Linked DNA regions of Homo sapiens: region 1 is linked to region 2. The links are chromatin loops, found by intact Hi-C in ENCODE. Cell type or tissue: IMR-90. All regions are shown on one strand.

Region 1 (8,000 bases), 340 kb after region 2:
AGATTTACTGCTTGTTTATCTGGGCCAATTATATGATATCATTGATATAGATAACTAATGTGATATTCTGCGGTGTCCAGGTATACCAGGTCCCTTCAGACAACATTTTGACTGCAGATATAGTAGTGGAGATCGCCCTGGGACTATACGTGTATGCTAATGTATCCCTGAGGCTGTATAAACCTGTATAGCAGATACCTCATATACTTCAAGATTATAGTGTCCACTTCATTTCTCCTGGATCTTTCCAGGATCCTGACTTTTGTAGTGGTCAGACTGATTTAGTGGAGATGTGATGAAATAGTGGAATTTAATTTTGACAGTAATGTCATTTCTTTTCAGGGCATAAATATTTTATTTTCTGTCTTAACCATTAGAGGGTGAGCTTTGGAATATTCTATTTGGTCTTCTTCACTATAATCTTTTATTCCGTAGGCTAATATGACTGTATTAGAATTGTGGTCTGCTACCACTAAGGTTCCATGATCTCTTAAGACCCTATACGTCTAAATTACTTAGGGTGTATTGCAGCTTGCCAAAATTCCAGCTATCCAACAGCCTGGATTTGAATGGAGCTAGTACATGTCCCTCTATCCAGAATAGAACTTTGCTGCTAAAGGGACAAGACAAGAAACTATGGAACTTGAGCCTAAGTCAAGGTCTTCCTTTTACTTAAAGCCACCCTGGATATTTTGGAATGCTCAGAAATGAGTCAAAACAACTTCATTTCTTCAATATAGATGCTTATAATCTGCAGGGAGACCAGAATATAAAACGTATCTGCTAACTCTAGAAAGGTTTGGCCCTTCTCCAATGTCATGTATAGTGACAACCCTATATTCTGCCAAATCTAAATTTTCAGAAGTGGAAAAATTGAGTTCATGTAATTGATAAATTCTTCAAAAATTGCTAACACATTGAATGTATTACCTATAAATGGCCTTATCAGTGTGGATATTATCCTTAATACTATGAATTTCCAGCAGTCACACTGATGTGCTTATAGGTATTAAGTGCCATTCAGTCAGATGTTATAATTAGAATGGGCCTAAATGAAGATAACTTATCAGGTATACCATATTACCTAACCATGTTAAATAGATGCATACACAATGTCTATTGTAAAGAGAATTTGGATTTTTTGAATACATAACATACATTATGTGTAAGTATAACATACATTAAGATAAAGAACACAGTGAGCCAAGATTGCGCCACTGCACTCCAGCCTGGGTGACAGAGTGAGACTCTATCTCAAAAAAAAAAAAAAAAAAGATAAAGAACATCACATTCAAATTATCAGATTTGGCCAGTATAAAATTCAGTGAAAACTAAGCATGAGTACTAATATTCTTTGTATATTCTGCTACTGTGCTATACAGTTAAAATGTTAAAATTTACGTTTCTACATGAAATTTGTATAGCCAGTTCTAAGATATGGCAAGAAAGAGTCAACATAAAATCTAAGTGATTGCCTAATAACAGTGTTTAGATAAGAGTTGAAACTGCTTTGCAAGTCTAATTCTCTTCATTAATTTGAGGGACACAGCTTGAGAAAGAAAGTCTCCAGAACAGGCAAAGCAAATCATGGATTTGGAAAGCACTGATCCTGAATTTCTCTGAGAATGTGCGTTGATAATTCAACCCAACAGTCTTGATTCATAGAATAATATATTGAGATCCCAATGTTGTTCTAAGTGGCATCTACCATTGGTCCCTGAAATGAAACCTATTTGTTTTTTTCTTGGTTTAAAACCAAGCAAACAATTATCTATTCTTTTTTTTTTTTTTTTGGGAGACAGAGTCTTGCTCTGTCACCCAGGCTGGAGTGCAGTGGCACAGTCTCGGCTCACTGCAACCTCAGCCTCCTGGGTTCAAGCGATTCTCCCACCTCAGCCTCCCGAGTAGCTGGGATTACAGGCAGCCACCATCATGCCCAGCTAATTTTTATATTTTTAGCAAAGACAGGGTTTCACCATGTTGGCCAGGGTTGTCTTGAACTCCTGACCTCAGGTGATCAGCCCACTTCAGCCTCCCAAAGTGCTGGGATTAGAGGCATGAGCCACCGCGCCTGGCCATATCCATTTCAATACTGATTGTGTCACCCATGGAGGTGTGTAGATGGCCTCTAGCTTCCATACCTTCAGGATCTACTTCCATGTTCATGTCAAGGCCATATTCTTCCCAGGTTGCTCCCAGTCTAAGTCTTAGGCCTGCCCCATACAGAATTCTGCTGTAGGGCTCCACAGTGGCCTGTGTGAGATTGAGCTGTAGCTCAGTTAGAGGTTCTTTCTACTCAATGCTTCTGCCTTCTCCCACTCTTCCTAATAGGTATAAACCTTCATGACCATTCTGAAGGCTCTCCCACCTTCTACTACCTTATCATTTAAGGGCCATTTTCTAATATGTCCAATTCTATTTTGGTGTCTTTTCAGAAAGACCTAGACTGACACACATTGGTAAGCTAAGAGTAGCAGAGTTAAATATGTAGGAGTTTGTCCTTTGGTGCCCATGCTGGTGATTCCTAGAGTACAATCTTCTATGCTGGCAGTTGCAGATGAAGACAGGAGAGATGGCCTCCAGGAGGCAGGTTTCTCTTCCAGGTTCCTGCCAGGTACGACTATAGAATGAAAAGCACATTTGAGGGCTTGTCTTTTTCTCTACCAGACCCAGCAAGAAATGATTCCAAGATCACCTAGCTGATCTCATGCTCTATCTGGATTTGAGTGAAGATATACATATTCACCAAGTCTTGACTCAGTCACCTTTTGTGCAGGTAAGCATTGGTGTCTGTTCAGTTGGCCCACAAATCTAGGTTTCTTCAAACATTGGTATATGCCCTGCTCAGGTTTTACACTAAAAGCCTGGAATTGCCGTGACCCTTAGAATTACTTTTAGCTTCGATTCTATAATATTAGAGAGAATTTAGTACTCACTAATTATAAGGTTTATGACCAAAAGGAACCTGTGTGTATCAGATGAATTTCTATACTACTTCAGGAATATATGAGGATATGATACCTTTATTAGCTTGATGTAAAACCCTTTTGGTGATTATATGGTAGGAATTCACATGCCTCCCAGATTCTTAGACCTCCTGCCTTCCGTGTCCTCCAGTACCCTGCTCAAAAAGAGACTGACCACTGCCATCATATTTCAGCACCAACTGCCTCAGCTTGTCCTCAGCCTGACTTGGTGTGACCCACCTCACTCCACCCTAGGCAGGGGCTGAGGCAGGTTCAACACTCAGGCTGGACTCTAGCAGGCCCAGAGAAACTATGGCTCTTCTCACATTTTCATACTCAAATGAAGCACTGTCATGTCAAGTGTGAAGCCTGGCTGCCCCAGTGGGCTTCTGTCTGTTTCGGGTAGAAAGATTCTTATTTAAAAATTGGTTCTTGCTTAATTGGCTGGTATCAGAAAGTGAATACAACCTTATGCCATAATGACAATAAACTCAAGGAGTAAAACTTAAGTAGTAAAATGGAAACTTGAGACTTAGAAGCTTCTGTCTTAAGGAAATACCTGGACTTAAAGTGAGGGATGGAACGGGGTGTGGGGGGGGTGGGGAAGCACACAGTCAGCTATCAAAGTGTGCTAATACCCAGGATGATGTGATCCCCACAAACCCTTAATTCTTGGCATGGACATAGATCACCAAGTCAGAACAGGGAAGAAGTTCCTCTAGTACTTTTGTGCAGAGTGTGGGGATCTCTCTAGTTCAGAGATATGATGGAAAGCCATAATTTAGGTACTGACAGCTGCTCTAGCCAGGTAAAGCAAAACAGACTGGATGAGCTGAAGGGAAAGGTACAGAGTCAAAGTGGGGAAGTAGGAGGCTTGTCTCTGTCTCAAAAGATCAGAGGCCTCCAAAAGTCGCTGCAGAAAAGAGAAGCAGCACTTGATAATTCAGTCAACTGAGTATTTGCATCCTTTTCTGCATGCTTATTACACTTAAGTTGAAGTAGAAAAGCATCTGTTTGCTAGTCTGCCTTAGAAGTCAGATCTGAAGGATTATCTAACTGAGGAGTAAATAGTCAAAGGAATAATCAACCAGCATGTTCCCTTTAGGCACCAGCCTCAAGGTGGCTAAATTTCTCAAATGGAAGGATGACAGGCATTTATTTGTCTAGTAAAGAAATTTGAAAGCTTGAGTCAGAAAAACCAATTCCAAACTCCTGAAAATTTTGTTTATATACTACATTGAAAGTTAACAGGTGGAGACAAATCTCAGCTAATAGGAGACAAACTGATGTCTAAGTCCTCTTGCCTCTCATCTTTTGGGAATTTGGTAGAGTTGCTCCACATGCCCCTGAGGAAGTTCCCAGCAGAATCTGGCTCATGGCTGCCTCCTCCTGTTAGCTATCTGCTTACTCCTTAACCTCTAAATTTTTACTGACTCACTTTTGGTGATTTCAACCCTGACTACCCTAAGAATTATATCCTTGTACCCTGGGCACACCTGACCCCTTTATTTTGGTCCCTTTTTATAGTATGATCGTTTTCACATAGACTAGTGAATTTGCTTACATTCATGCTACATTGGAATAAGTTTCTTGATAGCAAGAATATTTCTCTTGCATTCATCAAGTATCACCAGAGCCTACAATGGAGTCTGAAGTATAGTAGGCCCCATTAGTTGGTTATCTTCTTCTTATACAACAGGACCTGGCAATTAGAAAAAATATGGCATGTAGAAAAGAGCCTATAATGGGCAGAAAATATTTGAATACTGTATAGGGCTTGGCTAGTACCTGTTCACTGATCTACAAATTGTCAAAGAGGATTAGGAGACTTAATGACAAATTTTATCTTTTCTGGTTGTTACCACTTGCAATTCTAAACACACACATCCTTCTAATACGAGGATCATGGTTCAACCTCAAACTTTTTACTGAAATCAGAACTATTGATTGCAAGGCAAACTTTTCAGTGGCCATGACTTATAAGAGGTTTATCATAGCCAAGTGTCACTTTAGTTTTTAACTGAGTGATACTCTAGAATGAAAAGTAGGTCAAGCATACAATTGAGAGACATGAGAAGGCAGAAGGCAGCCTGGGAAAGGTCTATGCAGGTGACATTTCTGAAAGATTCTAAGTATTCCAGACGGTCACATTCAATTATTGTTAGACCATATGAATTGACTGGCTCCTAATGGCATTTTCAATGGAGAGTAAAGCATTTAGTCCTGAGGAGGCTGAAGCCTCAGTATATCCCCCCAATAACTATACTCTGAGCAGCTTCATTATCTGTAGCTAAACACACCCACATATTCAGTCATCCTTTATATACACGCCAAGAGTCTATATCCCACGCACCCAAACTTGAGGGCTGATACTCTAACGATTTCTAATACCCAGCTTTGGGTATAATATTCCAGCTTTGGGCATTCTCCTTTTAACATCACTACTCACGGTAGACAACCGCTTATACTAGTCAGTCACAATACTACAGGGTACACTTTTGCCAAGTTATGGCTGCCTTCTTGTGTAGTTGAAGCCTAACTACTATAAGGCCTTAGCACTGACTTTCCCTGGATGCCATCAGGCTCGGGATGGATGTAGGTTGTATTATTCTGGGCCATTGGTAGGATGCCTAGGATATCTTTCTCTAAGCAGCCCCAAAGAACAGAGTAACTCGGTCTTACCTACAGATAAGAAACTGGCTGTACCAGACACAAAAATGCACTGTCCAGATCCCCTCCCTCGAGGAAACTTTCTTCCAGCTAGAGAGGGTAGAAGACAGACTTCAGCTGTCAGCTCCTTTTAGGGTCCAACTCAGCTTCAGAGAACTGTTCCACCTGAGGTCAAACTCTTTCAGAATCAGCCTGCTTCTATAGCCTAAGCCAAGGACTTTATAAAAGCTTGGCTCTTTCAATCCAATGAAGGATAACATGAACAGAATTTTTGACTAACTGGTCCTCCTCCCTCAGGTTGGCTTTGTTGGGGATAAACTCCACATTCAGTTTAGAAGTTTCTTTGGTCATTCTAGACCTGTGCGAAGAAATCATGTCATCTGGTTGCTTTGCTCAATTTAACACACTCAGTTATTAACAAACCAGCATCAGAATGATCGTGGCATGTCCTCCATAATTCAGCTGTTGGCTGCTCATGTGGCAGCCACGGTGGTACACTCCTCAGAGCTCCCCTCAAGACAGAGCTGACCCCTAGCTGCAAGCTCTGATCTGCTGCAGTGTTCCAACTGAGGCCATGCTCCTCCCAGAAGCTCCTATCCAATAACTGAGCACGGCCTGGAAATCAGGGCCTGGCCATTTCCACTCAAATATTCTTCTGTGAGCAATCTTTCTGCTGGAGCTTCTTGTTGGGCTGCCTGCAGCTCCTTCAGTAGGTGCCAAACCTACATAGACATCCACATGCTTTCCCTGCCTAATCCTACACCTTCCGCCTTTACCATTCATAGCTGTTAACCTAAGAAACATTTTGTACTAACTCCGTCTAGGGTCTAGTGCAGATTTATAAACCAAACTTCAGAGCTGGTGAAAGAATTTTCAAATTTCTTCATGTGTTTTCTTGGAGGTCCCGACTGAGCATTCTACCTCTGAACTTTATCAACCCCAGTGAAGACCCGAAAGATGCTTTAACCCAACCAATGTTGTATTGGCTCCCACAGAAAGTAAAATCAGAGTCATGTGGCAATACTAGCTTTAAACCTGGTTGAAAAGAGTCATTTCAAGATAGGCCCCAAGGAACAGGAGACTGGATAAAAGTAGCCCTTCTGAACTACCATAGGCAAAAGAAGCTTCCCTCTGACAGAAGTGTGCTGTTTTCCAGTTCTGCATAGCCAGTCTCAACTTCTGTCAGGACTTATTGTGGTTATATATAAGTTGGAAGTGATTCTAGATTGGATTTTGGGTATTTCCCAGTTATTAACCTTAACAGATCAAGGTATCAGAACTACAGGACTAAGTGAGAGCTCTTAGCTGATTCTGAGCAATATTTACCTACAGCAAGTTATTTTTCTTTCAATGGTCCATAGAATTCTAGAATAAGACATAGCCACCTCCACTCTGAAAACACAAGGCTTGGGTCACTGTTAGTTGATGTCCTGTATTGAGGGAGAAAGGGTGAAGGAACCAAAATCTTAGTTTGCAACATGTGATCTAATTTTACAACATAACTTGGGGAGGAAAGCATTCTTAGTTTTACCAGGTACCTCAAAATTCAAGTAGTGGTTTATATGTAAATGATATCACCTTTTCATTTGTTATAAGAATTGCTGCCAGACAGCTTTAGGGTTGATTGGTTTTTGTTCCTCCACTCTTGCCTTGCCCTGCGCAAAGACAGTCACCAATGTAGATTTCAGAGGTTCAGGATTCCCATGTGACTCCTATTACATGTGCTTAACTAACTGGCATGAGCTATACTGGGGGAACATGCCGACTCAGGCTGATCCTACAGTACTAAAGCCATCTCCAACCCACCACATGCCAACATGTACCATGATATGTATTGTGCTAAGTCTTTATGAGATAAAGCAGGCATGTCAGGTGTGAAGCAGGCTTTGGCAAACAATGTAGAAGACATCATGGAAAGTAGAGCCATAGAGGGAAGAGATAAGAAAATCCTTTGTATATGATGAAAACAGTGGAGAACAAAAGCATAGGAGAGAACTTCATGGTATCAAAGTCAAGTCTTCGCTTTTGCTGAATACAACACTTGGGGATGAGAAGTGTCAAAATTTGAGCATGTCAAACATTCAGGCAGGTGGGTTATAGGATTCTTTGAAACTAATTTCCATGGGATATAAAAAACATCAGATACAATGTATATTAAAGGTAAGACAATTGGAAAAGCAGGTTGCAGAAAAAGCAGATGAGCTTTTTAAAGCATTATTTGCAGTCCATTCATACGGTTATCTTGAAGAGGATCAAAATATATGCTTGAAAATTTTACTTAACTTTGTGAGACTTGTAATATCAGAAAGTAGTGTGTACCTAGTTGGATATTTTCTCCTTTCTCCTTTGTATTCTGCTTTCTGT
Region 2 (8,000 bases):
AACATCTGGAGACATTTTTGGTTGTCACAATGGTGAGGGGGAAGTTGCTACTGGTATCTTGTGGGTAGAGGCCAAGAGCATTGCTATACATTCTCCATTGCACAGGACAGCCTCCTACAACAAAGGAATGATCTGGCCGAAAGTATCAACAGTGCCAAGGTTGAGAAGCCCTGTTTTAAACAAGGGAATGATATGTCTGATTTGTTTTTCTCTTTTGGAGACAAATTATAAATTTTTCTAGGAGCTAGGGAATTGCTAAGTGACTCAGCAGCTTTGTTTATTTTGAACGTTCTTCCTTCTATAATAGACTGAATATATGGTATTTTCATTTTCTGTTTTGTTTTTATTCTTCTGTATTCTCTATAGAGGGTACTTGATGTGATCCTAGTCTAGGTGAATGGCATCCCCTAGAGTTGTGCAGTGCACAAACTGCACAAAGTCCACATGGCAGGCTTGATGGGAACTGTGATCCTTGAGAAGTCATTCAATGAATACCTGGCTGAGTGGAGTGACCTTAATAGAGTAGCCTTTAAAATTAATCACCCAAGTAGTACTTCTTTTTAGTGTCCAGCACAGCCTGGCAGAGGAGTTCAGAATTTGAGGAATGATTGAACAAATGAAGGGATGATTGAGCAGCCCAAAGAATGGGAAAACTAATTGGATACCAGGTGATGCCGAAGGAGAAACTTGCCATTAAAAATCCCAGCAAGGTATCCTACCAAATTTCTGGAGTGCATTGGAGTGGAAACAAACAGCCCTGTGCCAGGGTCCTCTTGGCTGACACTTCAGAATCCTGCCTCGTGAGGGGCCCCTGGAGTAGAGGCTGGGTTTAGACTCTGGAAAATTACTAGGTTTTCTGGTCTCCTGGGTCCTCTGCTGCCTTATCAGTGAAGCTTTGTCAGTATTTCCATCATAAACCCTGGGTGTGGGGCGAAGTGGCCTATAAAATCTGAATCTGGGCCAAAGCTGGCAGGCACAGAGCCTGTTAAGATGCAATTAGTTTGTCTCAGGGAGTCTTCGGTTGGCTTCTTTGCTTAATTGGGAGAGCACAACCAAGAAATACAGAGGTTTGGTGTGCCTTCTGTCTCTAAGGACAGACACAGAAAGGTTTCTGTTGCAGGGAAGAAAATCGGGCCAGTCTCTAACACAGAGCTCTGGGAAGTAGAGGTTTGAAGAGGGTTGCCCACCAGAAGCTAGGAAATACATCTGGACAGGTGCCAAAGGCAGCTCTGTGCCCCAGGTCAGCCCATGCTCCTCTAGATCTTTCCCTATGGTTAACTTACATGATCCTTAAGGTCTACTTTTATACCTAGGTGAGGATGTTCTGGGATGGTCACAGCAAAATAAAATGATTGTTTAAAGCCATGCTTCACATTTAAGCCTCCCTCACTCCATGGTGACATTCATTCATCATTTCATTTATCACCTATTATTACTTCTTTGTTCAGGCTGAACAACAGTAGGGAATTATAAAGGAATCAGACCTGGCCCTAAATACAGGCATTGTCCCTTGCTTGAGTTACACAGTAGTAAAACCACCAACCTCTTGGAGCCTTAGTTTCCTTACTTTTAAAGTTGAGAAGAAAATACCTAATTTATGGCATAGTGATGAAATTTAAATGATACATAATTTGTAAAAAGACCATAACACTATGTCTGGCCCCCCCCAAAAAGTGTTCCTTAAATAGTACTTTATGCCACTAGTAATAGTACTACTACAATAATAACAAGGTAATAAATGCTGTCCTTGGAGTATATACAATGCTGTAAAAACTCAAAGGTATGAGTGTCTGAGGGTGGGTGGAGGTGAGAGAGGAGTCAAGGAAGACTTCATGGAGGAGGTGACATGACCTGAGACCTGAAAAATGGATTATGAGTTTTCCAGGCAGAGAAGAGAACAAAAACCTTTCCTGTTAGCAAGAACAGCCTATGCACAACTATTGAGTGTGCATGGTCAGTGTGGGGGCAAGGGGATGCCTGTTTGCTATCTGCTCACAGGGTACAGGGTGGGAGGAGGTATGGAGTGGGGATGATCTTCTGGCCTCACTGTGAACCTGCACTGATTGAACCAATCCATTCTTCCTCTCCTCCTCCCTCTTCCCTTTCTCATGTCTGCTTTTAGAACATTTTCTTACATGCAGATTCGTTAATGCATAGGTAAGTTTCATGAGGGAAGGAACTTGCCCTGGGTCACATGGTGAGTCCCAGCACCAGGATCTGAGCTCAGCACTCTCCCGTGGAGGCTGTGGCTTTTTCTTAGCTCCTCTTTCTCCATCAGAGCTGACTGTCCACCTGTCAGATCTGCTCATCTTTCCACCCCAATCCTCTGCCTCACTCCCTACCCTGCCTGGCCAGAGGGTTCACTCCTGTAAAGCTCTATTAAAAATCTTTTATGCCACCTTAGTGCAGCCTCCCATCTACCCTATACCATATGCGGGCTTGTTAATTCCTTAGAGGTATACTTATGGCACAACTTTGAGACAAAGGCACAGGTACCCAGGGAACAGCTGCTTTCACTCTGGAAAAATGCCGATAGGTGTCTACTTTCCAGAGAAGGGGCAGGATCAGCAGAGAGTTGGAAGCATGCAAGGGAACAAACATCTTGAACACCTACTATTGCTGAAGACTGTGCTGGGGACTCTTACAGCTGAAACTTGGGTTCAAATCCTGACCATGTTACTAAATATCCCAGGCAAATTACTCACATTTCCCAAATCTCTTTTTCTTCATGTGTAAAATGGATAGTAATGCCGACCTATTCCAGAAAAGGAAGATCAAATCCCCTAGCTGCCTTTGAGAGTCTAAGATTTGAATATTCCCTCTTATCTGCTTAGATTTGGAAGAGACTCTTAGGTTGAACACATGATTCCTTTGTTCATCAGTTGAATTATCTCACTGAAGCTGTGGGGAGTGGGAGAAGAACACTGGCCCTGGAGTCAGGGCTAGAAGCCTGATGCTCTGTCTGCCAACTTGGGAAGGTCTTTATCAGAAGAGAAAATGGATTCCAAGGGGAGCAGCCCCTGCTTGCTCCTTAATGTGCCTGGGAAAGGGGATGCTCAGGCGCAGTGAAGAGACCCACTCAGGTTAAATAAACAGCCTGGAAAAGCTGGAGAGACAGGAAAAATACCCCAGAAGCCTCCTCCTTCCTCAGAGCCGGGTTTGTGTCATCTGTTCCTGGGAGGGGCACACCTTCAGGGAAGGAGCCCTGGACTTGGAGTTAGCAGATTCTACCACCTACCAGCTGGGTGTCCATAAGCAAGTCACTTAACCCCTAAGTTTTCCTCATATGCCATACAACATTCATGTTAATTTCTGGAGGGAAGAATGCTCCGGAACACAGTGAACAGTGTGTAAATCCTACCCCCAAATACCCTTTTCCCCAAGGATTGCCACCCAGCCCCAGGGCACAGCTCAATAAAGTTTCCATAAAACTCAGCTTCTCTGAGTCCAGCTTCAGAAATTACAGAGAGTTGATTCATCACATTGTTTGAATTATGTCAATATGAAAATACAGAAAACCCACAGGGAGTCAGCCTTTTCCCATATATAAAACAGGGTTACAATCCTGTATAAACTTTTAAAAGATAATAGTTTGTATCATATGCATATGATTGAAAAAATAAAAGGAAAGAACAAGAAAAGAAAAAAGTACACATTGGCAAACAATGTAATTCAGGCCGACACCCTGGCTTGGGACTCCCCCTTGCCCTTCTCCTGCTCTTCATTCCTCATCTCCGTAACATCCCCCATCAGTGCCCTGGCAGCAGTAGGCTGGGGCTTTTCTGTGGCTTCAGAGTCCTGCTGCCTCCTCAGGATCCCTGAATTCATCCACTCTTCCCCATCTCCACCGTCACAGCCCACACCTGGGCACCAACATCCCTGACTTGGACCATGGACCACCTTGCAATGAATTGCATTATGTCCACTGAGGCTGCAGTGAGGAGGATAAATGCGGGTAAGAAGCAAGTTGGGGCACATTAATCTGTGCATGTCTGTCCCCAGAGAAGACCTTGAAGAGGCCCTTTGGAGGTGTCAGGATGGAGGTGGAGCCCTTGGACAGCTCTGCCCAGCTCCCCACCCTCATGATCCACCCCTCCTGCTGCTTCTCCTTTACTCTCTCCTATGCCCTGAATTGCTCCTCTCTGCTCTCTCTGCCTGCAAAGTTCTACCCTCTAAACTCCCCTGACCCTATTTTACTCCCGCTGTGCTGTGACTACCCTACTTCTCTTCCCCACCTCAACCCAGGTCAACTCCTTTTGCACTATGTTACCTCTCTCCCTTACACAACAAAGAAGTGATTGTAAATCTGATGAACCTGTTTTCACCTCCAAGCTGTGAGTTCCACAAGTGCAATGACTAAACTTGTTTTGTTTCATCCTCATATCTTCAATCTTAATAAAGAGACTTTGTTTTTTTGAATACAGAGTCCTCCTCTGTTGCCCAGGCTGGAGTGGCATAATCTCGGCTCACTGCAGCCTCCACCACCTGGGTTCAAGCAATGCTCGTGCCTCAGTCTCCCAAGTAGCTGGGATTGCAGGTGCACCACCATACCTGGCTAATTTTTGTATTTTTAGTAGAGATGGGGTTTTGCCATGTTGCCCAGCCTGGTCTGGAACTCCTGGGCCCAAGTGATCTGCCCGCTTTGGCCTCCCAAAGTGCTGGGATTACAGGTGTGAGCCACCACGCCTGGCCTTAAAGTGACTTTTTACATGGTTGACACTGAAACAATATTTGCTGAGTTGTGATGATAAACATCTAGCCCATTCTCGGTTCTGTCACTATTGATGCCCAAAGTTACTTCAAGACAACCCTACAACCATTCTCACCTGTAAAATGGGTACAATAATAACTACTTTGTGGTGGCATTATGAGAATCAGAGAAAAATTTGTAAAGTGCGCTTCACATACTTATTGATTTCATTTATGGAATGCCTACTCTTATTTTGAGGGTTTGAGGACAGAAAAATAATAATTTTTTTTCTAACACTGTGACCACCAGTCATGATGAATTTTTCAACATGGGCTAATGCCCACCAGAGATGCACAATAGCAAGTTCTTGGATCAGAGTTCTGTTTACACTTGGATGGTGAAGGAATATCAGTTGTTAGTTTTCAAATGAGACCTCCTCTTGGATGGCAGCACATGAAAGAATTGCCTGGGCACGGGTCCAAGGTTCTGTATGCAACATGTGTGGATGTTCAAATACAATTTCATTTATGCATGACCCCACCTGTCAAGATCCCACATCCAAATTAAAAATACAAAAGATTAGCTTTTATGGCAAAGAGAATGATAATAATTTGACAATATTAGTATTTGAAGTGATAATTTATGATAAAGAGAATAATTATGTACCATATTAATTACAGTCATGTAATTAATTGCATTAATTACAGTCATGTAATTAATTGCATTAATTACAGTCATGTAATTAATTGCATTAATTACAGTCATGTAATTAATTGCATTAATTACAGTCATGTAATTAATTGCATTAATTACAGTCATGTAATTAATTGCATTAATTACAGATGCTTAATTACATGTCCATGGGTTTCTTGTCTGAGGAGTCAACCAACAACAAATAAAAAATATTTGGAAAAAAACAAAAAAACAATATAACAAGAAAATACAAATAAACAACTAATAGTGAATAACAACCATTTACATAACATTTACACTTAACTAGGTATTATAAGTAATCTAGAGATGATTTAAAGTATACAGGAGGATGTGCATAGATTCTATGCAAACACTATGCCATTTGATATAAGGGGTTTGAACATCTGTGGATTTTGGTATCTGTGGGTGGTTCCTGGAACCAATCCTCCCTGGATACTGAATGATGGACTGTATTCCTTCCCCTTCTGTCCTTACATGGTCAACATTTTGTAGGGAACAGCAAAGGTGGTTTAAGATAAGACTCTCCTGGACAAGCACTGGAGAATTCTCTGGTTGCCAATCTTCTTACGAAAGCCTCCTAGAATTTTGGATTTAGGTGAAGCATTTCAGATGGTATCTTAAGGAATTCTTGGCAAAGTGTGTTGGCAGGTGACCTACAGGCTTGAAGATTAAAAACAGACTAAAAGATTATTAAGAGACTCCCTCCCAATGGCACACAATGTTGTAGTTTAAACTGTGCCCACGTACATTATCTTGTGTAATTTTGATGCAAAACTCTTATACGGTACAAGCTGGGATTATCCAACCCATTTTACAGGTGAGGAAAGGGGCTCATAAATTTGCCCAAGGTTGATCAGCTAGTGAATGGCGCTTCCAGGACTTAGCCTTGGTTTTCTCTCTCAAAGCCTTCTTTTTATTGTCTTACATTTACTTTCCTCAGGCAGGGCTGTGTTCCGAGTCCTTACTCTTAGCCCTGCCTTGTCTCTCAGTCTGGAGGTCTGAGGAGGGAGGGCTGCTTTGTACCTTCCCCACCCTTCTGTCCCTGTGAGTCCTGGTCTCCTGAAGTCTGCCCTGCCCACTTACCCAAGGAGAGCTCATCAGTCTTCTTCCATACTTGTTCTCATAGCACTTGTTCATCAAGCATGCTTTTGTGTAACAAATAGGTGCAGGGCAGTGTGGTTTGAGCCACAGAAAAATAACTTATCTATTTGTAAGTTTCTGCTTAATAACATGGTGTCAAAGGAGGGTGCTAGGTGGGGATGTGTCCACAATAATTAAAATCATTCTATGGACTTTATTTCTCATAACTGTGCACAGTAAGTATTCTTTTCCCTGTTTTATGGATAATGCAGTGCATTACAGGAAAAAGCAGATCCTGTCTGCATAGGGAAAGAGACTAGAGCATTTATTAAGTGCCTAGTATGTGCTAGTATTTTGCATATTTACAACTTATTAAATCCTCAAAACATCCTACGGAAGAAGATAGAAGTGATCCCATTCTACAGGTGAGGAAATGGAAGTTTAGCAAAGTGAAATAGCACGTTCATTTACCAAATAAGTGATAAAGCCCAAAGCCCATGATCTGGCCTAGGCTGAAATTTCAGGAAACTGCCCCCAAACAGAAATTTCTGCCCACAGGGCCTGTCTGATGAGAGGAGGTCAATCCAGACTAGAACAGCCCAGCAATCAGAGTACAGCCGGCAACTTTTAGACAAGGAAGAAGCCAGGGAATTAAGAGGTGTCAAACAAATAGGAAACAATTGGGATGTAATTATAAGGAAAATGCAGGCAAAATTCCAGGAAGCCAAACTCTTATAGAGTTGTTTACAAGGGAAGTAGTGGGAAAGCCATGCTCTGGCCTGAAAACCACATGTTCTGGAGAAAAATATCACATAGAATCACAGAAACCCTTTCAGGAAAAGGGCTTTCATTTATTTAGTTGATCAGTTCAGGCTTATTGAGCCTCTACCATGAACCTGTCCTCTCCTTGGCACTGCAGATTCAAAGTTGAAGAAGACTCAGTTTCTGCCCTCAAGTCACACATGGTTGAAAGGTCATGGAGAAAGAGGACACGTGTTACCATGGAGCACTGTGTGCCTACCAGAAAGTGCAAAATCTGAGGAATCACAGAGGATGGAACAACTCTGGGAAACCTGGAAAATCAGAGAAGACTACACAGAGTGGGTGACCCTTATAGGAGGAGAAGGCGTTCTCCAAATTAAGATGTGGGCAGAGCACATTCGAGGCAGAAGGATGAACACAGGCAAAGACAAAAAAGCAGGACTGTGGATGGCAAATTCAGGGACAGTGGGCAGCCATGGATTAGGTGCATGAAAAAATATATAATGTGGCTTTTCTGACTCTAATGCCAGTGTCACCCAGTCCTATGCTTGGAACACAGAGCACAGATGGCACAAACAGAGGCTGCTAAAAGAATGGCAAAGTATACAATGGAGAATCAAGCCCTTTGCTGCCGATTGATTTCCATTGAGCATTTCATTTCATCCGATGTTTCAATCAGTGCCACTGCAAGGAAACCCTTCAGTTAGGATGCAGTGAGGCAGGTAAGAACAGTGGCCTCTGGAGTCAGCATACC

Evidence for each region. Hi-C counts contacts between places; a loop is a spot of excess contacts. Peaks named below come from ENCODE experiments on the same cell type or tissue, not always from the same donor. Only the 100,000 strongest peaks of a DNase experiment are listed, where the experiment ranks them.
Region 1: it touches region 2 in a loop (2.2-fold over the local background); 3 of 110 quality-filtered maps call a loop at or near these places.

What each region holds. Positions count from the first base shown.
Region 1 is chr1:55,844,762-55,852,761 of GRCh38, forward strand. The region is part of intron 1 of LOC105378740 (a long non-coding RNA gene); the gene reads right to left. Among named protein-coding and RNA genes, the nearest start is that of LINC01753, 96 kb to the right of the region's middle. In IMR-90, a CTCF peak has its summit at 4,352; a DNase peak (open chromatin) is centred at 4,320; H3K27ac peaks cover 153 bases.
Region 2 is chr1:55,503,691-55,511,690 of GRCh38, forward strand. No RefSeq gene overlaps it. Among named protein-coding and RNA genes, the nearest start is that of MIR4422, 280 kb to the left of the region's middle. RefSeq lists an enhancer at 4,483-4,652. In IMR-90, CTCF peaks have their summits at 409 and 3,521; DNase peaks (open chromatin) are centred at 181 and 3,501; H3K27ac peaks cover 3,803 bases.